Linked DNA regions of Homo sapiens: regions 1, 2 and 4 are each linked to region 3. A link is a loop called in an ENCODE intact Hi-C map of the cell type or tissue named here. Cell type or tissue: mammary epithelial cell. All regions are shown on one strand. Each heading gives the region's core, and the rest is flanking DNA. Links, peaks and the distances in the headings are about the cores only. Region 1 has its middle 110 kb from the start of LINC02653. Region 2 has its middle 250 kb from the start of LINC02653. Region 3 has its middle 190 kb from the start of LINC01375. Region 4 overlaps LINC02653 (long intergenic non-protein coding RNA 2653).

The links. A loop is a pair of places that touch in the nucleus more often than their neighbours do. Peaks named below come from ENCODE experiments on the same cell type or tissue, not always from the same donor. Only the 100,000 strongest peaks of a DNase experiment are listed, where the experiment ranks them.
Region 1: it touches region 3 in a loop (16-fold over the local background); 8 of 110 quality-filtered maps call a loop at or near these places.
Region 2: it touches region 3 in a loop (4-fold over the local background); 5 of 110 quality-filtered maps call a loop at or near these places.
Region 4: a loop joins it to region 3, with 2.6 times the contacts of the local background. A loop is called at or near these places in 2 of 110 quality-filtered maps.

What each region holds. Positions count from the first base shown.
Region 1 is chr10:90,649,642-90,657,388 of GRCh38, reverse strand. No RefSeq gene overlaps it. Among named protein-coding and RNA genes, the nearest start is that of LINC02653, 110 kb to the right of the region's middle. In mammary epithelial cell, for the core only: a CTCF peak has its summit at 4,668 (motif pointing right); no DNase peak of the experiment used is centred there.
Region 2 is chr10:90,284,525-90,292,271 of GRCh38, reverse strand. No RefSeq gene overlaps it. Among named protein-coding and RNA genes, the nearest start is that of LINC02653, 250 kb to the left of the region's middle. In mammary epithelial cell, for the core only: a CTCF peak has its summit at 3,686; no DNase peak of the experiment used is centred there.
Region 3 is chr10:90,144,921-90,152,667 of GRCh38, reverse strand. No RefSeq gene overlaps it. Among named protein-coding and RNA genes, the nearest start is that of LINC01375, 190 kb to the right of the region's middle. In mammary epithelial cell, for the core only: a CTCF peak has its summit at 3,987 (motif pointing left); DNase peaks (open chromatin) are centred at 4,007 and 4,337; H3K27ac peaks cover 516 bases.
Region 4 is chr10:90,433,467-90,441,213 of GRCh38, reverse strand. The region is part of intron 3 of LINC02653 (long intergenic non-protein coding RNA 2653); the gene reads left to right. Among named protein-coding and RNA genes, the nearest start is that of LINC02653, 100 kb to the left of the region's middle. In mammary epithelial cell, for the core only: a CTCF peak has its summit at 3,510; no DNase peak of the experiment used is centred there.

The DNA of each region.
Region 1 (7,747 bases), core at 1,796-6,795, 500 kb before region 3:
AGACTAGGGCCTGGTTTACAGATGATTCTGCACGATATGCAGGTACAATCCAAAAGCGGACAGCTGCAGCACTATCCCCTCCTTTCTGGGACATCCCTGAAAGACAGTGGTGAAGGGAAATCTTCCCAGTGGGCAGATCTTTGGTAAGTCCACCAGCTTTTGCACTTTGTTGGAAGGAAAAATGGCCACATACGTTATTATATTCTCATTTATGGACTGTAGCCAATGGTTTGGCATGATAGTCAGAGATTTGGAAGGAACATAATTGGAAAATTGGTGACAAAGAAATATGTGAAAGATGTATGTGGATATACCTCTCCGAATAGGTAAAGCATATGAAGATATTTCTGTCTTAGATGAATGCTCCCCAAAGGGTAGCTTCAGAAGAGGAGGACTTTAATAATCCAGTAGATAGAATGACCCATTTTGTCAATACCAGTCAGCCTCCTTCCCCATCTACTCTCCATTATTGCCCAGTGAGCTCATGAACAAAGTGGCCATGGTGGCAGAGACTGAAGCTTTTAATGAGCTCAGCAAGGTGGACTTCCACCACAAAGGCTGGCCTGGCTCTAGCAACTTCTGAGTACCCAATCTGCCGGCAGCTGAGATCAACATTGAGCCCCCACTATGAAACCATTCCCCAGGGTGATAACATGGCTACCTGGTTGCAGCTTGATTACATTGAACTACCTCCATCATAGAAAGGGCTGTGTTTTTCTTTATTAGAATAGACACTCTGGATACGCCTTCTATGCATGCAATGCTTCTACCAAAACTACCATTCATGAACTTACAAAATACCATTCATGAACTTACAGAACTATCATTAATGAACTTAAACATACCTTGTTCAGCATCATGGTACTCCACAGAGCAGCATCACTTCTGACCTGGAAACTCACTTCACAGGCAAAGAAGCATGGCAATGGGTTCGTGCTCATGGAATTCCCTGATCTTAGCAAGTTTTCCATTATCCTAAAGTAGCTGGTTTAATAAGACAATGGGATGGTTTTTTGAAGACTGTTACAGTGCCAGCTTGATGATAATACTTTGCTGAGCTGGGGCAATGTTGTTCAGAGGCTGTAAAAACTCTGAATCAGTGTCTAATATATGATACTGTTTCTCCTATAGCCAGGATTCATGGGTCCAGGAATCACGGGGTGGAAATGGGAGTGGCATCAGTCACCATTACCCCTAGTGACCCCCTAGCAACATTTTTGATTCCTGTTTCAGTAAGTATGCTCTGCTGGACTAGAGGTCTTAATTCTAGAGGAAGTAGAACTTCCACTGGGAGACACAATGATTCCGTTGAATTGGCAGTTAAGATTGCCACCTGGCTATATTGGGCTTCTGATGCCTCTGAGTCAACAGGATATGGAGGGGAGTTATGGTGTTGGCTGGGGTAATTGATCCAGAATACCAAGAGGGAATTGGACTACTACTCCATAATGGAGGTAAGGAAGAGTATGTCTGCAATACAAGAGATCCCTTAGGGTTTCTCTTAGTATTACCATCCCCTGTGACTACGGTCAATGAAACCACGATAACCCAATCTAAATAGGTCTATGAATGACCCACACCTTTCAGGAATGAAGGTTTGGGTAACTCTGCCATATAAAAAGCACCAGCTGAGGTGCTTGCTGAAGGCAAAGGGAATATAGAATCAGTAGTAGAAGGTAGTTATAAATACAAGTAGTGACCACATGAGCAATTAAAAAAACAGGCTATAATTGCCATGAGTATTTCCTCCTTATTCTGTTAAAATATGTTTGTGCCTATATATACATATATCAAGCAAATATCTTTGATTTTGTTCCTTTCTTATTCTTTTATCATGTAACATAAGATGTAATGAGTTCATATCAGTATTTAAGTATTATTAATTTTGCATCACAGTACTTAAGTTATGGGATATTAGGAGAAGAGTAAACATCACTCAGGGACTTCACTTCCTCTTCTGGAGAAGGGATAAGTGCATTTTTCGTAGTATACAGGTTAGTTGTATCTTGTTAGATTGAACTATGACCTTGTTATTATCTTTATTTGGAGACTCAATGTGGTTTAAGAAGATGCAAATGGGTGGCAAGTTGACTGGGTTTGGCATTGTGGTGGTTAATTTTAGGTGTCAGTTTGACTGGATTAAGAGAGACCCAGATATCTGGTAAAGCATTATTTCTGGATGTATCTGTGAGTGTGTTTCTGGAAGAGACTGGCATTTGAATCAATGGACTAAGTAAGGAAAAGCCACTTCACTCAATATGGGTGGGGACCATCTAATCAGCCAGGGTTCCACGTAGAACAAAAAGGCAGTGGAAAGGTGAATTTGCACTCTCTTTCTCTTCTGGAACTGAGACACCCTTCTTTTGCCATCCTAGGATATCAGAACTCCAGGTTCTTTGGCCTTTGGACTCTGGGACTTACACCAGTGGCTCCCAGGTTCTTGGGCCTTGAGCCTCAGACTGAGGGTTACACCATGGGCTTCCCTTGTTCTTATGCCTTTGGACTTGATGGGGCCATATTACTAGCTTCCCTGGTTCTCTAGCTTGTAGATGGTCTATCATGGGACTTCTTAGCCTCCATAATTTTGAGAGCCAATTCCCCTAATAAATCACCTCTCCTATATCTACCTTCTATATATTCTATTGGTTCTCTTTTTAGAGAACCCTAATACACTAATATAGAATTAAAGTTTGTGAGGAAAACTGTAAGGCTTTTTGTCCTAGCTTTAGTCATGTTTTATGTATTTTTTGTGGCTTTTATAGAAAAAGCTTTTAAATTTTGCTGATAAATCATAATGCCTTACATTTATATAATACTTGACAGTTTATCTGCAGCATTGTGATTGAAAACAGGTAATAGCATAACAACGCTGCTGCTGATTTAAATGATTATCTGACGTTTTCTTGGCTAATAAGTGGTACAGACTGAAATCAAATTCTCTCGTCTGAATATCATTTCTGTTTTTTTTTTCTTTTTATTGAGATGGAGTCTCACTCTGTCACCCAGGCTGGAGTGCAGTGGTGCGATCTCAGCTCACTGCAATCTCTGCCTCCCAGGTTCAAGCGATTCTCTGCCTTAGCCTCCCGAGTAGTTGGGACTACATGCGTCCACCACCAGGCCCGACTAATTTTTGTATTTTTAGTAGAGATGAGGTTTCACCATGTTGGCCAGGCTGGTCTCGAACTCCTTACCTCAGGTGATCTGCCTCCCAAAGTGTTGGGATTACAGGAGTGAGCCACTGTGCCTGGCCTTAAATAACTTACTTTATTGAGGGTTAACACAACAAACATCAATACCTGCATTTTAAAAATATAATCTCCAAATAATTTCTGGGTGAATTATATTCATTATGTTTTCAATGAATATATGTAAGTGTGTTTATATATGTGTGTATATATATGTATATATGTGTGTATATATGTATACATATGTGTGTGTATATATGTATGTGTATATATGTATATATGCACACATATACATATATGTCACCCTATTATGTGCCATGCATTGTTCTGAGTGCCACCCATAAAATGGCAAACAAAAACATAGTTTCTGCTCTCATTCAGTTTATAATGTAGTGAGAAAGCTATCCATTAGTAAAAAAAATCACATATACACATGTAATGTAAAAACCAAGAAGTACATATGATAAGAGGATTTTACATTGTTAGCAAGATTAGAAAAGTCTTCCCAAGGAAATGGTGATAAGGTGAGATCAGAAAGAAGAGTTTCTATTAGCCAAGCAAAGGAGAATTAAGTTGGGAGAGGAGCCTTTAAAACAGAGAAACTAGCATATGGCAAGCCCCTGTGTCAGAAGGAATTCTTCAGATTAACAGACTGAAATCAGATTAGTGTTGCCAGAGCTCAGAAAATAAGGGAGAGTGTGTGAGGGGAAGCTGCAAGGCAAGTGGAGACTCGATGACACAGGACTCTGAGAGACACTTAAAGATTTTGGTCTTTACTTTAGAGTTACAGGAAGCCAACTAAGAGTGTTAAGAGGGGTGTGCGTGTGTGTGTGTGTGTGTGTGTGTGTGTGTGTGTTGATGGCATTGTGTTCACTTAACAAACATCTCTCTGGCTGAGGTGGAAAGAATGGATTGGAAGAAGGCCAGAGTGGATGTAGGTAAACCAGTTGAAGAGACAATGGTGGTTGAATTAGGTTGGTGGCAGCAGAGAGAGAGAGAAGGAGCATATTTGTGAGGTATTTAGAAGGTTGAAGTAATAGGACATGATTAATTATATAGACAGGCTGAGGGAGAGGAACTTTTAAGGATGAACTCTAAATTTCTAGTTTGAATAGCTGGGTTTATGGTAGATTCACTTATAGATTTAAGGAACACCAGAAGAAACACAGTTTAGGGGGATTAAGATTATAAATTTAGCAGAATATACTCAATTTGGGGTGTCTTTTAGACACCATAAAGGAAATGTGAAGTAGTATTTGGCTGCATATGCTCAAGGAGTCACCTGGACTGGAGATAAAACATGGTGAGTCATCTACCTACAGATGGCCATTGAAATCATGGGTGTAGTTTTCTGATCATCATGGCTGAAGATAGTCTCTCTTGTGCTTTCCTGGGCATTTATTTCCTGAACTCTTTTGACCACTATATCTAGAAGATTTAGGAGCAAACATCAACATTAGCTGGATCTCTGCAGACACCAGTAGAGGGTGCCTAAGAGCTTGCCTGTACCAACTGCACTTGCATTCTAGAAATGTGAGGTAAGAAAAACAGGTAGACTGGATAGTCTAGCCCTACTAAGGCAAGGATGTGTGTTAATTTCTCCTCTATTCAGATACTATCCTGTAAATAAGAAGGGAATGTAGAGAATTTTGAAACTGGGGAAAATGGGCAAAACTTCTCTTGAGGAGTTAGAACTTTGAATTGACTATTCAAAATATTTTGTTACATTGAAAGAGGCTTTTTATTTATTTAGGTTTTAGACAGCAACTTATATTGAAGTGGTAGTGTACAGCAGTAGCAGTGGTACTGCTCCTTTTCGAGCAGGGCTACCATACAGGCAGTGTGTCCAGAGTGGCAGCTCAGAAGCAGTTCTGCTGACATATTTATACCCACTTTTAATTATATGCAAATTAAAGGGCAGTTCATGCAGAAATTTCTAGGATACAAGTGGAAACTTCCAGGCCATGGGATAGTTGCCATGGAAAGGGATGGTAACTTCTTGGTGTTGCTATGGCAATGGTGAACCAACACAGCACACTGGTGGGCGTGTCTAATGTAGAACTGCTTCTACCCTGGTCCTGTATTAGCTAGTCCTCAATCTGGTCCAGTATTCGAATTCCCACCTCTGGAGTCAAGTCCCCCCTTCTACCTCACTGTCTTCACTGACTGACACACGGAGCCATTTCTAGCCCACTAGGCCCACGCATCCTTACATCTGTCTTAGCAAAATGCTGCAGTCCTCTCACGTCCCTTAAATCATGATCTTCTTTCTTCTCTGTAGATAGACCACTCTTATTCATGGGGGTGTCACAATCATCTCTTTGTCTGAAGGAAGCTTTTAAAAATCTGAGACTTACTTACCTTAAATTGTCAAATTTAAGTATTTTTTCCAACACTGGTAGAAATGGGAGCCTCATAAAGATGAAATCAGACCTGGGAAAAGTAGATCTGATTTGTTTGTTGTTATTGCAAATCTCAGTTGTATTGCAGCATTGTGCAAATCAATGCCCTGCTACACCATAATTTAAAAATCTAGGTTTTTCTGATCCTTTAGCTTATTAAAAACCTTACTGTGTCTTACAGAGTTCATAGAGTTAATTAGTAGCAGAACTGAAGAACCAAGTTCTTGCTACCATGTTTTAAGAACTATCATAAGATAAAACTTGTGCTCTTTCTAAATGTGTTTTCCTGGATATTTTATATTCATTTTATGTTAATCATGTAATAAAGAATATTTGGTTTGATATACAAATAGTTAACTTTTGTGTACTTTTGTATATAAACAACTAGTGGTTGTGCATATATAAATTAAATACAGTCATGTGCTGCATAATGACATTTTGGTCAATGACAAACTGCATATTATGGTGATCCTATAAGATTACAATGGAGCTGAAAAATTCCTATTGATTAGTATATACTGTGCTATACTTATCATTATTATAGTTAACTGTAAAATAGCCTCAAGTAGTTCCTTCAAGAGGTATTCCAAAACAAGGCATTGCTATCATGATTGTGCAACTGCGCTCCAGCCTGAGTGTCACAGCAAAACCCTGTCTCAAAAAAAATTAAATAATTAAAAATTAGAAGGCTTTCCAGCATGATAACACAGGAGATGACAGCTCCATTTCTATTACTGTCCCTGGAGACCTTCCAGTAGGAAAAGATGCAGAAGTAGAAGACAGTGATACTAATAATCTTGACTCTGTGTAGGCCTTACCATGAACGGAGCTTGCAGGACTGGAAATTGCTCTGGGTGAGTGAATGAGTGAGTGGTGAGTGAATGTGAAGGCCTAGCACATTACTGTACACTACTGTAGACTTTATAAACACTGTACACTTAGATACACTAAAATTGTATAAAATATTTTTCTTTCTTCAATAATAAATTAACCTTAGCTTACTGTACCTTTTTTCTTTATAAACTTTTAATTTTTAAAAAACTTTTTGACTTCTTATAATAGCACAGCTTAAAACAAAAACATATTGTACAGCTGTGCAAAAATATTTTCTTTCTTTTTATCCTTATTTTTTAAGCTTATCCTATTTTTATTTTTTTTTCTTTTTAAACTTTTTTTTGTGAAAAACTAACACACAAACACAGTAGCTTAGCATCATTATTTGCAATAGCTAAAATATAGAAGCAACCCAATCGTCCATCAACGGATGAATAGAAAAGCAAAATGTTGTATATAATACAATGGATTATCATTTTGTCTTATAAATATAGGAAGACAATTCCGACACATGTTACAACATGGATGAACTGTTAGGATTTTATGCTAAGTGAAATAAGCCAGTCACAAAAAGATAAATATGGTATGATACTACCCATATGACATACGTAGAGAACTCAAAATTATAGAGACAGAAAGTAGAATGGTAGTTGCCATGGGCTGGGAGGAGAGTAGAATGAGAGGCTATCATTTAATTAGTATAAAGTTTCAATTTTGTAAGATAAAAAGAGATCTAAAGATGGATAGTGGTAACGGTTGCCCAACAATATGAATGTGCTTAATGCCACTGAACTGTGTACTTAAAAATGGTTAAGATATAATCTGGTACCAGCCACTGCAAAAACATGCCAAATTGTAAAGACCATCGATGCTATGAAGAAACTGTATCAATTAACAGGCAAAATAACCAGCTAACATCATAATGACAGGATCAAATTCGCACATAACAATATTAACTTTAAATGTAAATGGGCTAAATGGCCCAATTAAAAGACACAGACTGGCAAATTGGATAAGAGTCAAGACCCATCAGTGTGCTGTATTCAGGAGACCCATCTCACATGCAGAGACACACATAGGCTCAAAATAAAGGGATGGAGGAAGATCTACCAAGCAAATGGAAAGCAAAAAAAAGCAGGGTTTACAATCCTAGTCTCTGATAAAACATACTTTAAACCAACAAAGATCAAAAGAGAAGTCAGTGTGGTGATTCCTCAGGGATCTAGAACTAGAAATACCATTTGACCCAGCCATTCCATTACTGGGTATATACCCAAAGGACTATAAATCATGCTGCTATAAAGACACATGCACACGTATGTTTAT
Region 2 (7,747 bases), core at 1,694-6,693, 140 kb before region 3:
ATAATATATTTCTCCAATCCTAGTCAAAACCGCTGTGAGACATGCATTTTATTTCTAAAGTATATGCATAAACTTTGATCACTATTGCTTAAGCCCTCAGACCATTAAACATAGAGGATGTAATCAAAGTCTCAAAATGAAGATTCTCTTGCTTCTTATTCTTTGACAAGAACAAAAAGAAAATTAAACTGTTGCAATGTGACTTACATTTAGATGCTCTGTGCACAGGTTTCCCAAGACACATGGCTATTAACAAACACATTTTACTCCTTTTCGGTTAAGCACATTTAAATATCTTATTAAGAAAGATTGTCAAGCTTTTGAAAGTATAAACAGATCAATATTTTTAAGTAAGTACATTTAAATCAGGATTTTTGTAGAATTTTTATGGGACAAATGGACAGAATAATCTAGTTAATTCACAATTTGAATCTTTCCAAAGACCCTCAAAACTTAAAACACAAGTGATTTATATCTTAACACGTGTGTTTGGTAAGTCTGAGATGAATAGTACCATACCAAGGAAAACCACGTCACAGAAAAGAGATCTGTTTGTTTTCTGAAGTTTTTGTTTCTTTCTGTTTTGTTTTGAATAATATATTTGGGAATGGTGGTACAAAACTTGAAAATGGTCTGGTCAATACCCTAAAATGAGAAGCAATGGTGATGATGAACCAGCAACATCCTGCATGTTATAGTGCCGAAGGGCAACAGGGCAGCAGGGCTATGTGGCAGATGCCATGTAGGCAACTTGCCGCACCTCTCTGAGTCTTGTTTCCCACATCAGTAAGATGATAATAATGATCATAGTGTCAGTGTCACTGTTAGGAATTATGATTTATGTAGTGCACAAAAGTCATTAAAATGTTTAAGCAGTGGCAAAGGAAAGAAAAAAGAAGAAAAACCTCAGGTGAGTGCTATCTTGGGTGAGATGCCAAAACATCAGGCATAAACAAGGACTGCTGTAGGCAAACAAGATTGGGTCTGCTATGAGTCGCTAAATGTGCCTGCTTTTCCAAAGCATCCTGTTTGGGGGAGTTTTGTTTTTGTTTTTGATTTGGATTTTGGATTATTGTTTGTTTGTTTTTCTTCATTTTTCTTCTTCTCTATGATCGATGGCCTTTTATTTTTGGTCTTTTTTACTTGATAATTTCCTCTTATGCCTCCACTGAGTTGACACATCAGGGAAGTGTCCCACTGGACAACTCAAAAGGGTGGTAGGTCTGGGCGAGCTCTGCTCTAGTATTTAGGGAGAAATAGACCGTTCCTTCTTAGAGAATCATGGTTAGATGTTGGGAAGCAAGATTAGGGTAAGGACCAAGGGTAGAGAAGGAAAAGGCTCTAGACCTGCTTGTGGACATAGACTTCGATAGAAAGGAGAAAGGAAGTTACCAGGTCAAGGGCTTCTATTTGAGAGTTTGCAGCCAAAGCTCCCCAGATTTAGGGGTTCCAAATAAGAGTCTGAGGATGGGGCCCTGCATTAATGACAGGTGTGCCCTCACCAGGAGGCCCTCCTGCATATCTTTCTCGTGAGCTTACAGCAGTGAGAGTTTCAGGGAAAACACTCATATCCACTGTTTTTTTTTTCTTTTCTTTTTTTTCTTCCCTCAAAAGCCTATTTTCCCTTCACATGGGTGAAAAGAATGACACATGTGGTATTAATTCAAATCCAGGACCCTGGAATCATAGTGTCATAAGATAAAAAGAGAAATAATTAAACGATGAATCTTTTCTCAGTCCCAGAGCAAGGGCTGGCACTAGGAAGCATTTTAATAAAGAATCTGCTTTATATACCCTCCTGCCTTTCTCTCATGTTTTTTCCAGCTCACATAGCCTTTCACCTGAGGTCCTCAGGCAGCCTGCACCATCATGATGTCCTAAAACACTGTGACAGTATGATATCCCATTCCAGCCTCCACTACTTTCCAAAGGTGCACAAATTCCTAACTTCCTACCTCCCACCTCCGCACCAAATCCCAAGGTTTTCTTTAGAGTTGGACTCAGCCAGGGGTATCAAGAAAAGTAGCTGATTAAATCAATTCACAGAATGATTTGAATGACTGATCTTTTACACACCCCCATATATTTGCATTTTTGGAAGAGGAAGCTTGTTAAATAAATCTATCATCAGTGAAATTTTTAGGCAACTTATCAAAGAGAAAAGAAAAAAAATTAGGCTTTGACAGGAAAAGAGATTTAGAGAAGGGCTGAGAAACCAAACTCAATTTTGTCTGGCCACCAGATTCCCAAATGTGGTATTACTCTGGTCTCACAATATTCCTCAGCATACAAAGGTTGATAACAATGGCTGTCATGTAGCAATCCAAACAGGAGTGAACAGTTTGTGTGTGTGTGTGTGTGTGTGTGTGTGTGTGTGTGTGTGTGTGTATAAGTCAGGGAAGCAGGTTTGGTGGTATGAACAACAGAAATGGGTTACTTTTAGATTGAGGTTTGCCCATCATTGATGCCTTGTGGTTAAAAATAAAAATAATTCTAGCATTTATATGAAAAGTCTTAAGTGTAAAATAAACATTTTCTTCTGATTGGCTAACTATGGCATCAGTCAGTAAGTGATTCATGGCACAAGGCAACACTTAGACAATTGTATTTGTTAATCTTTGCTGAGCAACAAACTATCTCAAAACATTATTACTTAAAGCAATAATCTAGTATACTTTCATGATTCTGTAGATCAATAATTTGGGATGGGCTCAGCTGCAAGGTTCTTACACTAATTTTACCTGGACTTAACCCATAGGGCAGCAATTGAATGATGGCTGGGTGGTTTAAGATGGCCTTAGTCAACATATTTTGCAGTATATGGGCTTTGAGCTGAACACTTCAATTTTCCTCTACTGCACTGCTCCATCAGGCTAGCTTGGACTTGTTCACATGACAGCAGTATCCCAAGAGGGCAAAAATGGAAGCTGCAAGGCTTCCTGTGTGGCCAAGGCTCAGAATGCACACAGTGTCACCTTCTCACTTCTTCATAAGTTTGTTTAATAGCGTTGCTGTCTCAACATCCATTTTTAGCCTGATGTAAGTTCTTTGAAACCTGGTCATATCCTGTCACTTTTGGCCTAGTTAGAACTTTTCCTTTCTGTGTGATTATTTGTGGTATGGCCTGCTTGTTCCTCATCCCACTAACCTAAAACCCAACACAGTCCACAGCTGCTAACCACAATAAAACCTAATGGTCAACACTTGTCATATTAATAAGTTCCTGCCATTTGCATGTGTTTTCTTTAACTAGCCAATCCACAATCCCCCCTTGGGAAAGCTTAAGGGATAATGCCAATGGGTCCTAATAAAGGCATAGTCCCACAGGTCCTCTCTTTCTTTCACCTCTCTCTCTCTTCTCCACTACCCACTGGTTGAGATCCCTGCTGCCTCCAGATGTCCTGTCAGCCTCCTGTTGGCCCTCCAAACCTCTCTGGGACCTGTATGTAAGTAACAAATTTCTTCTGCTTCCTGCATTTTGGTTTTACTTCCTCATTGTGTCTCACTTGACACACATATCCAAACCTAACTTCCCCCTGGTCAGAGTTTTCCTGGAGTGTGCCTTATGGCTACTCTCAAAAGAGAGACCTCGAGACCAAATTAAAAGAACTTACAACTTTATTACATTCCATTGGTTAAAACAAGCAACAAAGCAAAAGCCAGAATCAAGTGATGGGGATATAGCTCCACCTCTTGATGGGAACTGCTGCAAAAAGCCACTGAAGACAGGAGTAGCTCAAAAGGTTTTCAATAATTTTCTATTTGGAGTGTTCTTTTTTGCTTCCCCACTTCCTTAGTGCAGTGAGATCCTCTTTTATCTGTAGAGAAGTCACATGGGGAGAGCTCATGTTCCAATTATAATTGAGGCTTAGGAGAACTGAGATGTTAGGTTGTTCATTATTCTATTTGAGGTAAAATGAACATAGCTAGACTTTATAGTTTTTAGAACATTTCAAGAATGACATGTCATCTGTTTTTTTCCAAGAAATGGTCTCTAGTGGCACTCTTTGGAAGAACTATAATCATTAGAACATTCATTGTCTCCTGAAATTTTTATTTTAAATTGTTTAAGCAGATGTGCTAAGATGTTTGCTTCACACATTTCCCAAATATTGGCTTCTTTAAGTGATGTGTTTAGTTTGTCCCTTGGGATATAGGTTTATGTTTCTTACATAAATCTCCTATAAAGCCTTGAAGGCAATTTTTTCTTGGGGAATATTTATTTCAATTTCTTAGGCTAAAAAGAAAAGTATTTAGGGGACCGTTTTATTAGTGTTTGTAATGAGAACATTTATGAGAGGCATTGATTTCTTGCGGAAAGCTTGTTTCTGATTCATGAAGAAATATAATAGAATTATGTGCTGGAAAGTTAATCTGGGTGTCCTGAGATGAATCTCTGCAAGTCACAAAGACTTGCTGTGTCTGTAAAATCAGATGATCAGAAACTGGGTCTAAACCACTGTGGCACTCTAGCCAAACCAACAATTTTGCAACACGACAAATAGCTATTCCAAATCTCACCTTGCAGACAACGGAAGTGGTAGATATCTGGGGTATAGTGAATGTGCTATGAAAATAGAAGGAAGAAGCCCTTGGACACAAAAGTGGAACCTTACACCTTGGTCTTGACCTCATTTTCATTTCCATCCACTTTTGTGCTTTCTAAAATTCAGTCTCTGAGATAAAAGCTCTGATTAGAGATTTGGCAGCTCTTATTCCCATAAAGCAAAATTTATGACTATCATCTAGTCTTCAAGAATCTTTCACTCTTCATCTCCTGCTGCTTCTATCCCAAATATGCTTGATTTTCCCTGGAATCTCCAGTGCCTATCCTGTTTCTCAGTTGCAATAAAGACCTCTATATTACCCTATAGAAGGAGCAGTTTATATCACCTGTCACTCTCTCGTTTCTGGAATTTCTTCTCTTGGTTTCTGTGATGCATTCTTTTCTTCTCAGACTCCTTTGCTAATTCAGTACACCTGCTTGGACTCTCAATGCTGATATTCTCTAAGCTGACTCCTGGAATTTCTGTCTTGTCTATCTACACTGTTTTGTTTCTCAGTCTTATTCATTCCCATGATGTTAAACATCATATATGGCTTTACTTTTCAATGTTTACCTTTGGCCTTGGCATGATGCCACAATTATATTGGAACAGCCAACTCTCTACTTGCAATTTTCACTTAAAGTCTAATAGGCATCTCAAAGTTACCATGATAAAAGCAGAACTATGAACTTTGACTCCAACCTACACCTCTCTCTACTTTTTCCGATTCAGGACAGTATCACCACCCTCCCAGTTTACTCAAACCAAAAATACAGGTTCCTTTTTTTAAAAAATTTAAAAGTTAAGTTAAGCCAATAGCAAACCCTCCTTACTTTATCTCCAACATATATTCAGAATCCATCCATGCCTTCTATCTCAACTATTTCTCCCTTAGTGCAATCAATTCTCATCCCTTGCCTGAACTACTACATTAACCTTCTCACCTTACTCCATGAGTGTAATTTTTATTTGTGTTTTAATTCATTACAAGAGAAATTTTTAAACATACACAAAACTAATGACAATATTATAATGAGCCCCCATGAAAACCTCATCTAGTTTCAATAATTCGTAACATTTTTCCAATCTTGTTTCATCATACCTCCCTCTTTTCTCTCCCCCAATCAATGACGTATTTTAAAAAGAAATCACACACATCATCTAATTTCACTGTAAATATTCAGTATATATCAGTAGTGGATAGTGACTCATGTTTTTAATATAACTATAGTACCACTATACACCTAACAAAAATAACAATTCTCTTACAGCATTTAATATTCAAACCACTTTCAAATTTCCCAGATTGTGTCAAAAATGTCTTTTTATAGTTATTTTGTTTGAATAAGAATCCAAACAAGGTCCAGAGCTTGTATATGCCTCTTGGGTCACTTTTAATCTACAATATTCTCCTTTATTTCATGCTGTTCATTTGTTAAAGAACCCAGTTTATTTGTTCTGTAGTGTGACCCACATTCTCAATTGGTTGGTTGCATTTTTATAGTTCTTTGAATATATTTCTGTCTCCACAGTTTCTCTTTAGATTGTTAGTTAGATCTAGAAGCTTGGTTTTATTCATGTCCAATTTTATTTTGACAAAAATAGCTTCACTTTATAGGTGATGTGCTGTGTACTTCCTATTGTGTCATATCAGGCATATCTAGTGTCTGGTTGTCCCACTTTTAAGGGATAGTGAGAATAATTTGTGGGTTCCAGTGATGTCAATTGCTTCATTCATTATACAATTCCCAAACAACTTTTTGCTTAAATGTCCTAGGAGCCATTGATAACCACTATCTATATCTGTTATTTCAGTATAAAATTTAAAAAAATTATTTAAAAAAATTCTGCCATTCTGCTTGCATGTATTGGCTGAAATTCCTCTGTAAAAAAACTATTTTGTTATCTTAAAAGCCACTTTATACAGAAAAATAATGATGAACATTTAATCTTTGCCATTCACCAATTTTTAGAATAATGAGCCAGTGTATTGGAAAATTCCAACAATAACAAAATGTTTTAATTGTTGTTTAATTTCATTATTATTATTAATTTGTGTATATTTGATATGTGTCAGCCCATAAAATCTTCTTTAAACTGTCCTCCCTGTTACAAATTTTATCCTTATAAATATCTTCATTACACTGCAGTCAGTGTGATCTTTGAAAAACTCCAATCCCATCTTGTCTATATGCCATTGAACACTCTCCAGTGGTTCCCCATTACAATTACAACAACACTCAAATTCCTCATTCTAAAAAGGGGTATGTATCATTGCCCTGCCTATCTCTCTGACTATACTTTGTACAATTATTCCCCTTAACACAGATGCCTTTTTGTTTCTTAGATACCTGTCATCTAGGGACTTTCTCTCTATCAGCTATGCTATTATTCTTGATTTTTGCATCTGTACTTCTTGTTATTTGGTCTCAATCCTATGACACTGAGTTATTTTCCATCGGATCACCCATCTGTTTTATTCTTGGTGTAGACTAGTTGATATTTTCTCACTAATTTATTACTTCTTGGTTTTATCTTTCTCCCTCCTCTATACTTTAAGTCTTATTGAAAGCAAGGATCTTGTCTGTCTTGTCCACCGCTGAATCTCTGGAGCCTAGCACACAGTAGGCATTCACTACACATTTACTGAGTAAATGGCTGCTTGAATTCATGAAGGCCCACTGAATTTAAGGCTGAATCTCCTCAGAAAAAAGGGCCCCTGAGATGTACACATACATTACCAGTGACTTCTTGGTGTAAGAGAAAGCTCTTGCTTTCTGTCAGGAAGGCTGAAGGTGTTCTGACCCACAGGAATAGCAAGTAAGTTTTAACTTAAAAATGAATTTTTAAAAAGTATTCACATGAACAGAAAAATTAAAAATCAACACAATATATTTTAAAATCTTTTATAACAAAACTATACATCTTAATTAATATTAAGAGATTTGTTTTAAATGTTACAGTTTGAAATTTTCTTATTCAAATTGTTAGCAGTGCCAAATTATTAAAATTACTTTATATTAAAAAGTAACACACGTATATCTTCTTTTGATATTTCTTTCCTATTTGTGACTAGATAAAATTTAGTGGAGCAAAGAAATTTCCAAAAGACTCTTATATTAGTAGGTTCAATAGAAAAAATATGTCATGAAGTACAGAGTTTTTAAGCCACATGAAGTATTAGGCTCTGATGGCTAAGA
Region 3 (7,747 bases), core at 1,349-6,348:
TTCTGAAGAAAACTAATTCCTACTAAAACAAAGATTCTGGTGATGCCCAGGAAGGCTGGGAGGCTCTGAGCTATCCCAACATGATAATATGTGGACAAATGGGCAATTTTATTATATAAGCACATGTTCATTGTAGAAAAAGTAGAGAATATCAAGAAGAAAGCAATAAAAAGGGAGCACCTATAATCCCAAAACCAATTAGATAACCATTAGTAACCTTTTAAAGTGTACTGTCTAGATGTTTTCATATGCATTAATTGTAAAAATAAGGGAGAAGGAATTCTACTCTATATAATTTTATAACCTGTTTTCATTAACTTGACAGCAATTTCAAGCCTAATGACATAGCACCATAGACATTATTTATGATTTATTTAACCTTATTGTTGGATTTCTGGATTTCTTTCCACTTTATCTCAATAATAAACACTTCCACAATGAACATGCTTGTAGGTTAATCTTTGTACACATCCTAAATTTTATTATGATAGATTTTTAGAATGTAATTGAGGAGACAAGGAATAGGAACTTTTTTAAGTTTGTCAAAACAGTTCCAAATTTCCCTACAGAAATTTGGTATCTGCAAAGTGTGAGACTGCTCGTACCCATAGTGTGGTTATTTGTACTGATGGAAACATTTTTCTCTTAATTTATGTCACTCATATTGCCACACATTCCAATAACCACTGAAGGATTCTTGGATGGTCCAAGAATATGGTTGAGAATAACGTTCATTTCCCTAGAAACCTTTCTTTTCCCTGACTAGTTACATATGGCTATCATACAATCCTTTTCAGATTTCCCCCAATCAGTTTTCAATGATTTAACACAGTTTAGAATATTTCAATTATGGGCCGGGTATGGTGGCTCACACCTGTAATCCCAGCACTTTGGGAGGCTGAGGCAGGCGGATCACTTGAGGCCAGGAGTTTGAAACCAGTCTGGCCAACATGGTGAAATCCCGTCTCTACCAAAAATACAAAAATTAGGCGGGCATGGTGGTACATGCCTGTAATCCCAGCTACTTGGGAGGCTGAGGTAGGAGAATCACTTGAAACCGGGAGGTGAAGGTTGATGTGTGCAGAGATTGTGCCACTGCACTCCAGCCTGCATGACACAACAAGACTCTGTCTCAAAAAACACCAAAACAAAACAAAAAAAAAAATCACTTCCGATTGTCCTCGCAATAGGCTACAAGTTACGCTAAATCTTTGGAATATTTCTTGATTAGAAAAAATTATACTGAGAACCAAATCTGAATGATTTAGCATTTAAATATCAACATTCACACACTGCACCATTCAAATTACATAAGAATTTGGTTTAAGGAAGAGATGCTTCAAAATGCTTTTGTTTCTCTTTAAAGCTAGTACTTGAGCATGTTTAAATGGTCATTTCATTAAAATCAATTAAATTGTTAATTTCCCTAGCCACAGAAGAAAACGTTAAGAGGAAAAGTCGATTTTCCATCAGTGGAGAAAATGACTGCAGTGCCATTTTTAACAACCAATTACAGCAGTTGTCCTCTGTAATACCTGGGCTGCAGTCTCCAACTGGATTCCTTCTGCTTCTTTTTCTTCCTTTCTTTTGATTTTTTTTTTTTGAGAGTAAAAAAGAAGACATTATAAGAGGCAATTCTGTCTAAGAAAAGGAAAGGATTTAAAAAGAGAGGGCTTCATTTCGAAGCATCCACAGGACACCATGGAAAGCTCCCAAGCACTTGAAAAGAAAATCTCACTCCACAGACAAAAATAAGGATAAAAATTTTCTTTGGATACAGCTAAGACAGGGGGTGGGGGATGAGAAAATCACAGTGCATTTTTAAAGCATGGGCTTTGCAAGCTGCATGCCCTCAAAGAAGTAACTTTAAAGAATTGAGGTGAATCCAGCAGGTGATCTTGTCACCTACTTTTTATTGTTTCATGATCTTTTAATTATGGTTAAGACATGGTGTCTGACCTCAAAGTACGCAAGTTCTACCATTTTGGCTGTTTGATGAGACATTTGTTCATCAAAGCACATTCCATGCCAAAGGCTAAGGATGCAGCTAACCTGACCCCGGAGTGAACTGAAAGAAGGAGACAGCACAGCCGTGGGTATCACAGACAATTTAACTTAGACTTGGATCTCTGAGTACCCAGACGCAGTTTTTGAATCATTCTGTAAACAACTTTACAAATCACAAATGTATTTTGAGTGTTTTCTCTTTACCCAAATGGATTCTCCACTCTCAAAATTTCACAGGCCCCAATTTGAACTTAAAGTCATACTTTAAATTATAGCCTATCAAATTATTAATTTATAAATCTTCCAGAGGAAAAAAGTATCTAAGACCTATCAGAGAGGTAACACAATTCAGGGTCTTTATAAAAATACCTTCTAAAATTTAGTATAAGAATAAAATAAAATAAGCCCTTTTCATTTACAAACTGTCCATTAAAGTAAATCATAAAAATAAATAACAAATGCAAACCATTTTTTTTCTTCAATGAATCAGCAATTTTTCATCTGCAAAATTGTCTTTACTTCTTTGGTAGCAAAACCAAGGTGATATCAAAAAAAAAAGAACAAAAAAGAGAACAAACAAAAAACTTGTTTTGTTTCTCACAACTACAAACAAAAACTACTTTTGATTTGTTTGCCAATTTGGCTGCAATTTGGTAAAGATATTCAATACCACTTAAAAGAGAAAGTGGTTTGTCACAGAGATAACAGTAATAGTCATCATACCTTATGTATATTCACATTGTATAAAGCTTTTTATTAGCAATTTAAGCTAGTAACAGTTCTGTAAAGGACTATTTTTTCCCATTTTATGAGTAAACAAACTCAAAGGTGTTCAATTATTTTCTAGAATGTGGCAGGGTCAGATATGAACTCAGATATGGCTCTAAAATATGTGATGGCTGATGTGTCACAAAACTGATGCCGCCAAGCTGTCTGTCATTTCATAATTTCTGCATAGTTGCTTTCATATTCATCCAAAAATGAAGATGCAGTTTACAAACTACTCAATCCTTCCTTTTTAACCATTTGTCTATTTGTACATCATTTATTCATAAATACTTAATATATGATTCCTGCATTTGGCACTGAGAATCAAGATAACTAATTACATCTTCATGACATCCAAGATCTCAGTTGAGAAAAATATAAAGATTTTTTAAAAGTTATTAAAAGAGCCTGATAAATGTATGTGATGTCAAAAGGTACACTGTGCTTTAGAAGCCCAGAAGAAAGGATAAACAAAGAGATAGAAGAATCTTCCCTAGGGAGACCCCAATTTTGCTGGGTTTGGAGGATGAATAAGAGTTCACCAGTATTTTCATCTTCCATTTCTTTCCTTTTAATAATTCAGTAGGCAAATAGACAAGTAAAAAATATATTTCACAAGTTATTTCTTCTTTATATAAAATTATAAATAGTTTTAATTGAATTTCCTTTGGTTATTCAAGGAATAGAAGAAAGACAACTTGTTCCAGAGAAAACTCTTTAGCATTTATCAGTATCAGTGGATAGTCAGGAAAAGAAGAGGGCACTTTATTCCTTTAGAGAAGGCTGGGGCCCCTGAGTCTAAGTCAGAGTTTTGGGGTTTTATTGTTTTTGATTTCTTTGTGGTTCCTTATAAGCACAGTTTGGTTTCCTCAATATTAGAGTTAGGACTAAGGAATGCATTATATCAAGAAGAGATAAGAAATGTATAGTTTACTTAACATAGTTGTATTTCGCTCTTTATGTTTCTTTTGCTCTGCTAACCATTTGCATAATGTTTCTTGTTATAAAAAGAAAAAGCCTTTTATGGATCTGCTAAATGCGAACTGCAAAAGATAAAGAGATGGTGTCTTTTTCAAGTCTTCCATGCTTTGTGGTGGGCTTTGCACTGTAGGTACATCATCATTGTAGGTTGATTCAACAGGAGATCCCAATCCAAGTGCCCTTCTTTCAGATTTCATTTTCATTCTCAGACAAGCTTACTCACTCTGCCACCTATTGGCAGAAGAAACATCCTCTGGTTGAGCTAATTCTAAGCACTCCAACCTCAACTTGGATGAAAATTTTTCACCAAAAAACTGATAGCACGATACATTATCTTCTCTACTACATGCATTATAAGTTAGGAGAAGAAAATGCTTGTGACTAGCTAATTCTGACAAAGCTTATTTGGTAAAGAAGGTTAAAATCATGGCAAAGGTGAGTTTTGCGTTTAAGGAATTAACATAGATTCCTTTGTGCATCGTACTGATAGTACTGTACTGAGCATCCGGACCTTGATTTATCCTTCAGAACATGATTCAGCCTCTGAGTCTTCATTTTCTTCTAGTTCAAAAAGGAACAAGAATATCTTCATTGCCCAACTCACAATGAGTTTAGGAGACAAATAAGATATGGATATGTGACCACAGAATGATTCATCCAGATGGATTTTCTCCCTTAATCTTCCTCACCTTTCTCCATCTGCCCTCTTGAAAAAAAAATCCTTTGAAATAGCTATTCAATTAATTTCTCTCATTTTTTATAGGAGACAACAGAGTCCCAGAAACGTAGTGATGATCCATGAGATGTGGATGAACTTGAGGAGACAAATCACAGATTTGGCCCTAATGCCTAGAACTAAGAAGTAGCTTAAAGAAACACAGCAGAACAACTGCAGCCCCTCACGTTTTTTTTTTATCTTTTTGTGGCTCTCAACACATTCTGAGCAATGATATGTGTGGTGTGTGTGTAACTGTGTCTCATATTCTACACAATGCATAATACAGAGTAGGCTCTTTATAATATTAAATGGGTGAGGTGGTGAATAAAATAACCTTACAGTGCAATACATCTACTATACAGATGGGTGGATTGAGGCCACAGAAGTCTCAGTGATTCATCTAGCATAAGAAGTAAATCAGAACTTGGGCTACAAGACACTTTGATGTTCTGATTATAGGCCTCTTTCACTTATCTCCTTTGCTCTCCTGTTCCACTGGGAACTCCAGATTGCCAAAGTCCTAAAGCAGATTGGCCTCTTCTGGTACCCTAAATTCTAAAGACTGTGATTCCTTTTCCTCCATAACTCAAGTGAGTCATGGGTGTTTCTGCTGGAATGAGAAGGGGCAGCAAGAGGGGGAAGTGGTAGGTATCACCCTCTATAATAGAAATTGGGAAGACATTAAGCACAGATACTGGCCAAACCTGCAAACAGCTGAGTGAGTTTGGTGTATTTGGGACCAAACACAGCAAACATGATGACATATGCAGGGCAGTGACCATGACTATCTTTGGTCTGGATAAATTGCGGCTCTGGAAAGGCAACACACTTGAATAGGAATTATTTGAAACAGTGCAGGTGTTTTACTGCAACATATTCTACCACAGGAAAGAAGTTTCAGGAGTATCTCTTTTTAATCATGGCCATATCACTCGTGTAAAATAAATGACTTTACCATATGTATAATGCTGGTGAGTGCTGAGGAGCCTTTGGTTAGCTTTATTTCTGAAAGCAGTCTATCCTAATGTACATGCATAAAAACCCAAACCTAATGCATTTTATTATTGGCAGTGGAGCCAATCCACCATTAACAAAGATTATAAGGACCACTTTGGTCATTGCTTATACATCTCGTTGAACACAAATTATAATACTAATTATAGCAATAAATAGCATTGTACTAAATAGTCTATGCTTCATTTAATCATCGCAAAAACCCTATGTAATTAATTTGTATTGCAAATGAAGAACCGAGGTTCAGAGAGATCAAAGGACTTGCCTGGGGTTGTACAGGTAGTCAGTGGGAGAGACAAGCACAGAATTCAAGCACAGCCACTAAGCCCTCACTCACCCTTACCAATAGTCTATTAAATACAGCCTTAAGTTTCTGTTATATGTCCACTTGGTTTATTCCTTCTAGGAGACTGCAAGCTCTTAGAAACCAAGAATCAAGTCTTACACTGTTCCCTAAAAATATCTGTCACAATACTCTTCAGGAATATATCCTAAAATAGCAGGATGGCCAAAACCTGAGGTTTAGCAAATTGAGAGAGGTAGAACAGACAGACAGGCAGACAGGCAGACACACAGATGGAAACATACAACTATTTGAAGATGGGACAATCAGAGGAGGGTGAGAATCAATGGACTATCAGGGAAAAGAAAAATGGAGCATCTCAAATTTAATACTTGAGCTCTGATTTGTTTCAGCCAACTCTAGTAATAAGATATGTCCTTGCAGAGAAATGGCTAACATCTCTCCTGATTTACACATAAAAGGATTTATTGTTCTTCTCACCTCTGTAAAGCAATGTTAAGATCAACAGGATTAGTGGCATTATATGGTGCTCTCCACAGAGTTTAATGCCATTTCAGGCTGTTAAAAATTTATAGAAACAAATAAGAGAGTCCAATATCAGCTGAAGCTCTAATCCCCTTGAAGTGAAGAATAGCTTTCAGGCTGACATTTCTTTTGGAAATATAAACCCAGGTGCTTGCAGTTTGCAGATGACACTAACCTTCCTCTTGAGCCATAACTGTAGAAATGCTGGCCAGACAAATGTGGAAGAGTGTCTGAAGATACTGGGATGCACAGATCAGTTCCATTTCTTCATTAAGTCTTTAAGCACACAGGGCAAAGAGTACAAGGGTGACAGTGAGATGATCCTTCCTCCCCAAGGGTGAAAGAGGCTCGGAGATAAAAAAGGTAAACCTGCCCTATAAATATTAAGGGACAAAATCATCCCACAAGAGTGGATAGGCAAAGGCCCTTGAAAAAGGCACAGTGGTTTCTAGGCCATCAATAGTTATTCATTCACCTATCCATCTATGCATTCATAAATTTAAAAGACAAAATGTCTGTCATAAAAGAGATTAATTAGCAATGGAAGCCTAGAAAACCATGTTTTTCTCAGATACATATTCACAATATTCCACCTAGGGAGCAGAAACTCAATCCCAAAGACCCCAACCTGTCTGGTCCCCGTGGCAATTCCACACGATCATGGAAAGAGATGCATCAGGCCCTCTCCACCATGTGATTCTTCTGATTCTCTTTCCTTATCATAAATCATAGAATCTAAGACTCAAAGAATCCATTCAAAAATGCACATTATTTTATATACAACTAAAGAAGAAAAAACAAGCTGCAATTATACTATACTATATATTTCTTATAAGATAAACTTTTAAAATATTACAGTAAAGTGCTTATTTAGGCTTTGTTTTATATAACTTCCTTTCACCTGTCCCTGCAAAATCTACTCCCCATCTTTTTCCATATGGCTTTCTGTCCCAGAAGGCTGCCTTAGAAGAGCTACCTCTGTAGTTAAACTGTGGCCCTCAGACCCTCGAGCCTCCACCAGACTTTTCCAGGAGGTACACAAGGTCAAAACTATCTTTATAATAATATGAATACATTATTCATCTTTTCTGCTGTGATGGCATTTGCATTGATGGTATAAAAGCAAAATTGAATAACGCCTGTCTACTGTTGCCTTAGGCATCAAGGCAGGGGAACTAAACTGTGCTAGCAGTCATTATGTTTTTCACTCACCAAGCACTCTCAATTATTTAAAAAATCAATTTTCATTTAAGGATGTCTGTGATAAAGCAGCAAACACAATATTAATTTTATTCCATTTAAACCTTGGAGTTCCTCTTTTTAATATTCCATCTTACAAAATGGAGATATGAGCCAGGCACAGTAGCATGCACCTGTAGTCCCAGCTCCTCAGAAGGCTGAGGCAGGAGGATCACTTGATCTCAGGAGTT
Region 4 (7,747 bases), core at 1,139-6,138, 290 kb before region 3:
GCCAGGTGGATCTGTTCTCAGGCATCCCAGTGATGCAAACAGGCACTGGCTGTTGTAGGCAGAGATTGGGTGATCCCCAGGCCCCTGTTGGAGTGCCCAGTTGGAGGCAGCAGTGGCTGCACTGCAGCCCTGACACTGGGGAGCAACCATAGGCAGGTGCCTTTGTGGGGGGGGCGGTGCGGGGCATGCACTTTGCTTGAGCTTTAGCCCCAAAGCAGCACACAGCAGTGGTGATTGTGGGCAGCAGAATTTGTCCTCAGGGTGCATGAAAATGCATGACTGCCCTCTGCTAGGAGGGCAGGACTACTGCCAGTGGCTCTTGCATAGGCCCCAGTTGCAGCAGACAAGGATATCAATGGAGCTCCAGAAATGCAAAGATGCAGCCGCTATTGGGCCTCCAGGCAGGATGCAGTCTGGTGGGGACTTGGCTCTCAAAATGGCACTGGAGCACAGCTGCTTAGGAGTTGGGGTGTGTGGGACCCCGTGTGAGCTCTCTCTCTGGAGCAGTGCCTTCACGTGCTCTCTAGCTCTTTATGTTAGTCCCAGGGTCCATAAAGGTTCAGGGGCTCTACTGTAACTTGGATTATAAGAGCCTGTGGTGGGAATTTGGAGTTCTGGGGGCCCCTCACTTGCCCTTCATCTTCATTAGGGAGCTTCTCCAGACTCCTAACCAATCACAGCCAAACAGGCTGTCTTTCCTTTCTCTCCTTCCTTGCTTCAGTGCTTCCTGTCATTTTTTTATTAAATTCTAGTGTTCACTCTTTGATGATCTATTTGAAGTGTGATTATGTATTTGCTATTTTAGTTTCTCTTCATGGAAGAGGCAAGTACCAGATCTAATAAGCATCTAGTCAACCATCCTGAAGCCTCTCCCAAGGAGTTTTTTAAAGATACATTCTCTTTGTATTTTTGCTATTCCTTCCTCAGGAGATTGATTTGAGAATCTATCCCACCGTTTTCTCCAAAATCAAACTTCTTACTCTGAATTTTTATTATAGACTAGCAAAGAAATTTCCCCTTTTCCACCTGAATGATCTTACTTAAATTCACTTACTCTATTCAATCTAGTTTTTGAATCTTAATTTAAAAACACAAAATTAATTAAAAATTAATTTAAAAACACAAAAGTGGGGTTTTGTTTACTTTTTTGAAAAGCTGCATTTTAAAAACGTATTTGCCATATTATCTAGAGTCTTGCTAGTGAAAATTCCACCACAAAGACAATATTGGTTATTTATTGTTTATCTTAACTGGATTATTATTCAATTAGGATGCTTTCACTTCAAGCAAATCAATCTTTAATCACTTGATGGCACCAGAAATAGTTAAGAGTTTACAGCATAGTTTGTAGTAAGGAAGAGACCTAACTTCTTCCATCAAGGGGAAAAGGAGTTGGGATATATGTTACCCTCTCTAACCATCAGATTTCCCCTTTTATTCAAATAGCAAGTCAGTACCTTTGGATCAAGGCATCAAGATCTATTCCATACATATTAATACCACTCATGTAAGTTGTAATTTTGAATGTGGTTTCAGCTTGCTGTTTATGAAGCCATTCTAGACCATTTCTGAATTAATGAAAGTACACTGTTCTAGGAGTCCAGACTTTAGTTACAGCTTCATCACTAATTATCACTCTCTGAGTCTTAATGGTTTCATGCAGAAAAGAAAGGCAGACATCTAAGTTGGCCAGGTCAGGATCAGTAGGGTTTCTTAAATATCATCTGACTTCATCATGGATATCAAGAATCGAAATTCCTGAAGGAGAGCCCTGGGGAAAGAAAAATAAATATATATGTTTTATACAATAATATATATATATAATTTATATAAAAATATATAACTTATACATATATAAAATTGTATATAGAGAGTACATATATATTTCTATACTTTTATGAAGTCCTTTTAGGTCCAAGAGATAGCTCACATTTTCTTTAATTTAATCCTCAAAACAAACCAGAATTTGAGTATCAATATCCCCCTTTCACTGATAAGGAACTTGAGTTTCAGAGAAGTTAAGTGACTTGCCCAAGGACACAAAGCCAGAAAGAAGAAGGGTAGGGTCTCAGAACCATTTTCTGTTTCTAGGTTCAGCCCTCTTCCCACTACAACAGAGGTTTATACTATATATTAAGTTGTGGGTATGTCAGGGAAGACTATAATAAGGGAAGAAAATATATTACAAAATAACTATAATATTATCAAAATAACATTTTAAACACATTGGGATAAAATTAAAAACCTCCTTAAAACAAATATTACCATTTATATATTAATTTTAGTTATCAGTTACAAGGCAAAATAACTTCTCCAAATTGTAATACTATAAAAGTCATCTTTTAAAAACACAAATGACATTACATTGCTTAAGTTCAATACCTACTGTTTACTGAATGTAATTCAAATTTCTAATCTTAATAATAGGAGTCAATTTTGATAAGACCCTGCCTAACTCTCAGCTTCATTTCCACTCATATAAATTGCTATAGGCATGCCAATATCTCATACCTTTTTAAAATTCCTATGCTGTTTTATGCTTCTGTCCCTTCTGCTTGGAATGCTTTTCCTTAACATTCCTCCACATGCCTCCTCCCACCGCCCCCCTTTTTCCTGTCCAGTGAACTTCTGTCCTTAATTTAAAACTTCTTAAAGGTCATCTTAGCTGTGAGACTTTCCCTGACCATGTAGACACAATTTCCTCAACCTCAATTCTCTGATGGCACCATGTCCATATTTCAATTAACCGTTAGCTCACTGTATTGAAATTATTTCCTTACATGTTTGTATTCTCTACCGGACAATGAATTCTTTGAGAGCAATGTGCCTTATTCATTTCTGTATACTCAATGCATGGCACTGCATAAACACTTAAATAAATAAATAAATTAAAATACCAAACTTATACACATGAGCCAGTTTTTTCTTATGTGATTATAGCTATAAAAGTTTGAATCTCTCTATGCCACTGCTCCCTCCCACACCTTCATGCCATGCCTGGAGCTACAGAAAGGACACAGTTTGTTGTCAGCATAGGTGCAGAAAAGCTCCAGGTATTTTCCCCAGAAACAAATAGTCAGGTCTCCTATTGTAGAAAGTGATATAAGTCAGATTCAAGAAAGAGTTTTGCATCTATTTAGGAGATGGAGGACATTCTACTGTAGTAAGAAAAGCAAGCTGTGTCTAGATTCCTTCTAGAGAAGCAGTCTAGTTGTAAGTGAGGGAATAAGATGCCATAGGAAGGCACAAAATGGCAGCATGAAATACTGAAAAATGTGAGAAGACTTTGATTAGTGGGGGTTCAGCAAAGACAGTGAGGAAGAGGCTGGGTTTCCTTGCTAGGAACTGACCCGTAAGCAGATATATGTAGAGAGCAAAGATTCAAGAGCATCCTCCTACTTCAAGATAATCTCCACAGATCATCCAGTTCTCTTTGCCTTGGCTTGGTATTTCTAAGAAACTTTATAAACCTTATTCATTTTTCTGAATAGGCTTTCCTCTGGGGACATCTACTGACTGCTGCTGAGAGGCTTAAATGAGATCATTGGTGAGAAAGCCTCAAGCTCAGTGTTTGACATGTAACGTGCTCAAAACAAATGGCAGCTGAATCTGAATCACTGTAAATTAGCAAATTAATTCTCTGGTTTACAAATCAGACTTGGGTGAGCCTGAGCATGACTTTAATGAGTCAACCTGCAAGGCTCTGGAACATAAGGTGTTTGGGAAAAAACTCTCAAACTGTGATTTCCTTTTGCTTTCACACCACTACCACAATAACTATCAACACAGAGAAGACCTCTGTGAACAGATGTGTGAGGGTTTCTCTTTACCACAAAGCAAGCAATTAATTCTACAGTGGACACCAACTCTGTGTCTTCCAATTCAATTCTGATACATCTACCTGGAGATAGTGTCAGATCCCATAGGTTGAGGGCTCAATCCCCAAGACTGCCTCCCCAACCAGTCTTAAGTCCATCCAGGGCTCTGGAACTTCTGACCAACTGGCCTAAGTTGGGGTTCCCATGCCCCTGTCTTTGGGTTTGATTAATTTTCTGGCGTGGCTTACAGAGCTCAGAGAAACATATGCTTATGTTTTCCAATTTATTATAAAGGATATTACAAATGATACAGATGATGGCCGGGTGCGGTCACTCACGTCTGTAATCCCAGCACTTCGGGAGGCCAAGGCAGGCAGATCATAGATTCACCTGGCCAACATGGTGAAACCCCATCTCTACCAAAAATACAAAAAAGTAGCTGGGTGCAGTGGTGGGTGCCTGTAATCCCAGCTACTGGGGAGGCTGAGGCGAGAATGCTTGTGCCCAGGAGGCAGAGGTTGTAGTGAGCCAAGATCACACCACTGCACTCCAGCCTGGGTGATAAGGTGAGACTGTGTCTCAAAAAACAAAACAAAACAAATGATACAGATGGAGAGCTGTGTAGGGTGAGGTATGGGGAAAGAGGAATGGGGGAAGGGACATGGAGCTTCCATGCCCTCCCTGGGCATGTCACCCTCCAGGAACCTGCACATGTTCAGCTATCCTGAAGCTCTCGGAACCCAATCCTCTTGGGTTTTTATGGAAAATTCTTGACATCAGCATTCTTTCTCCCAGGGTATGGGGCAAGAGCCTCTCTGAAATGAGGGCCTTATGACCTACAATGAGAAAGGTGGAGCAATATTAGAGTCCGGCCTTTGGGCAGGTGAAAGGAGGACAGGAGAAGGTCAAAGAGATTCGGTTTCCTGAGTCCTGCCCCTGAGGCCTAACACACCCAACCTAATAACAAAAGACTGTAACAAGGGCTATGGTAGCTATGACTCAGGAACTGTGGATGAAAACCTATATATATATATATGTGTGTATATATATATATATACACACACACACACATATACACACACACACATATATATGTATATATGTGTGTATATATATGTATGTGTGTGTGTGTGTACATATATATATATATATATATATATATATATATATATATATATATAATAACACCACAGAAGGTATAAGAGCTTGGCCTACAGGGAGCAAAGCCTGCAGCTCAGCCCAGCACAGCCTGCTCTGGCATCATAACAGGATTCAACTTGGCTCTGCACACTGCCCGTTAGCTTAAAGCAGGACTTATGTGAGAGACTTCTGGAGTACTGGGAAAACAAATTATTGTCCTGCCCTCTGCTTTTGTCTAGTAATAATCCCTTCCTCATCGAAAAAATGAGATTGAGAGCATGTGCTTTGGGTAAGGAAACTTGCAGCAACGAAGTGAAGGGGTCAAGGAATAAAACACTAAAATCACAGAGGCTCAAACAGCAGGGAAAGAAAATTGCTCAATCAAAGCCTCAAAACTCTCCCACTTTTAATGAAATATGCGACTTGTGATAATAATGTATAGTTCGTACTTGGATTATTCTAGGGATTTAAATCTTTAGAATGTTTCTGTGTTGTCTTATTTCCATTTTTCAATAACTATGGAAGATTTTGAAGTTTGATCAGATACTCTAACCACAGATTTACATTAGAAGGCTTAAGAAACAAGGGATACTATATTAGTCATATGTATCCTGAACACCTCCAAGTTCTCCAGCCTTCTGGAGGCACCACCTTGTTTGAAATTTATGAGAACTAATTCAGGCTTCCAACTGAAATAACCAGAAGTCCAAGACTCTTGATATTTTTGCAGGTATTCAAGAAGAGGGGCTAACACTGACTTAAAGCTGCCTGTAACTTCTTACTTTCAATGAGTCATTGAGAACCTCTCACCATTACCTCATTGGGCACTGCCTGCTCCAACTCTTTCTTGTTCCTTCTCCTATGTAAAAATGAAAATGCCTTTTTTTTTATTATCCAAAGCAGTACTGCATTAAGTCAATGCTAGTGTGGTTATAGAATTGGTGACAGATTGTCCTGAAGATTTGGGGGATAATGAAGGGCGTTTCTGCCCAGATCCAAAAGTAACTAAAAATTAAACACCAGTCATCACTATTCTAAGTTTCTTGCCTCCACACCATTATTAATCAGCTCTCTTCTTAGTACCAATCTGTTGTTTTCTTGTTGGAATCTACTACTCTACCTTCTCATCTCTTCCTTGAATTATTGGGCTCCAATTTATTATTTCTCAGACAGCTCACCACACCTGGACATCTATGTCTCTATATCTTTTTATTTCTCTATCATCTGTCAAACTACCTATCTATGTAACAGGATATCAACTATGGCTTTTCGCTCTATCTAGAAGTTCCAGGAGGGAATTCAACACTGACTATCATAGCTGCTAGATCATCTGAAACAAAATATATTAAGATTGTGTGTGACCACAGGAGAGTATAAAAGAACAGAGGAGAGAGGTCTTTAACTCTTACTTCACATGTGCTGAGGGATGCTTCCAGAAACTCACTGGTAAGCTTGGGCTGTCCTCACTGATACTTAGGAACCTGATTTACACCTACAATTTATATAGTAAAGAACCTAAAGGGAACCATTTGTAGCAAGAAAGAAAAGGTACAGGGCTGAATTCAAAATGGCCTGCTCTTCTAGATATGGATCAGATGTAAACTAATGTAGGAGCTGAAATTAGGCCATCTTGAAAGAGTCTGCCCTAAAGGATAGCCTGAGAGGGCCTGGTGATCCCATGAGAGGAAGTATGTGTGAGATGGACCACTAGATGCTGGGACTTAGGGAAACATCATGAATAATCATCTAGAAATGGCAGAGGTGACGTGTTTCATGACAAGTGAATAGCAGGGGAGAGATCCATAGTAATGAAGGTTTCTGAAGACCCCAGAGAGGGCCCTCGTGAAAGAGAAAGAGAAGGAGGGATAAAGAGACAGACAGAGAAAGAGAGAGGAAGAGAGAAGGAAGAGCACTTTTGGTGGCCACCAATGTCAGGGACAACCATACCAGTTAAGTAAAAACTTTCTGCCTCATCTCTCTTCTCCCATCATCCTCTCTATTTCTGGAAAAAACAGAGATAGCCTAGAGAGTAGAAAGAAAGGGAAATAAGAGCAAAGCTCAGAAGCTGATTAAGCACCTCATCTCTACTGCATATCTCCAAGTCTAAATCAGGCCCAAGATGCAAGATGACCGGGAAGAAGGTTTGACTTATATAGGAGAATAAGGCTTCGATATTAGTCTGGCCTAAACTGGGCATTTTGTATCAAAAGATAGCATTCACTTATATATGACAGTGATGGATAATGCTATTTTATGCTTCTGAGATTTCATCCAGAGGCAAGAAAATGATTGACAATACTTATCGGAAGGCAGTGGCATAGAACAACAACAAAATGCTAATTTATATTTTCACCTTTACTGAGCACAGATCATTCAATAAAACAGTTTCTCTATCTCTCTCTAATTCTGTCTCTCTCTTGTTGTCTCTATCTTTCTTTCTTGCTCTCTCTCCACACAAACACACACACACACACACACACACACACACAGGGAACAGGAGAGAGAAAGAAAAGAAAAATAGAAGACAGAGAGAGAGAGAGAGACATACAAAGAGAGAAAAAGACCTTTTGTTTGTGTGAAAATAAATTTAGCTTTCTTTGTTTCAACTCCTTTCTCCTAGATATAAGCGTAGAGCTTTCTCTTGCATAAGCGAAAGTTCATGTTTGTTTGTTTTGGTTTTGAATAAAATAATATGTCACCTTTCTCACATGAATTTTAATTGATTCTTCAGCTCTCCTGGTGCATGAGCTGCCACAGTTGTCTTCCTTCATTGACTATGTATCTTTTCA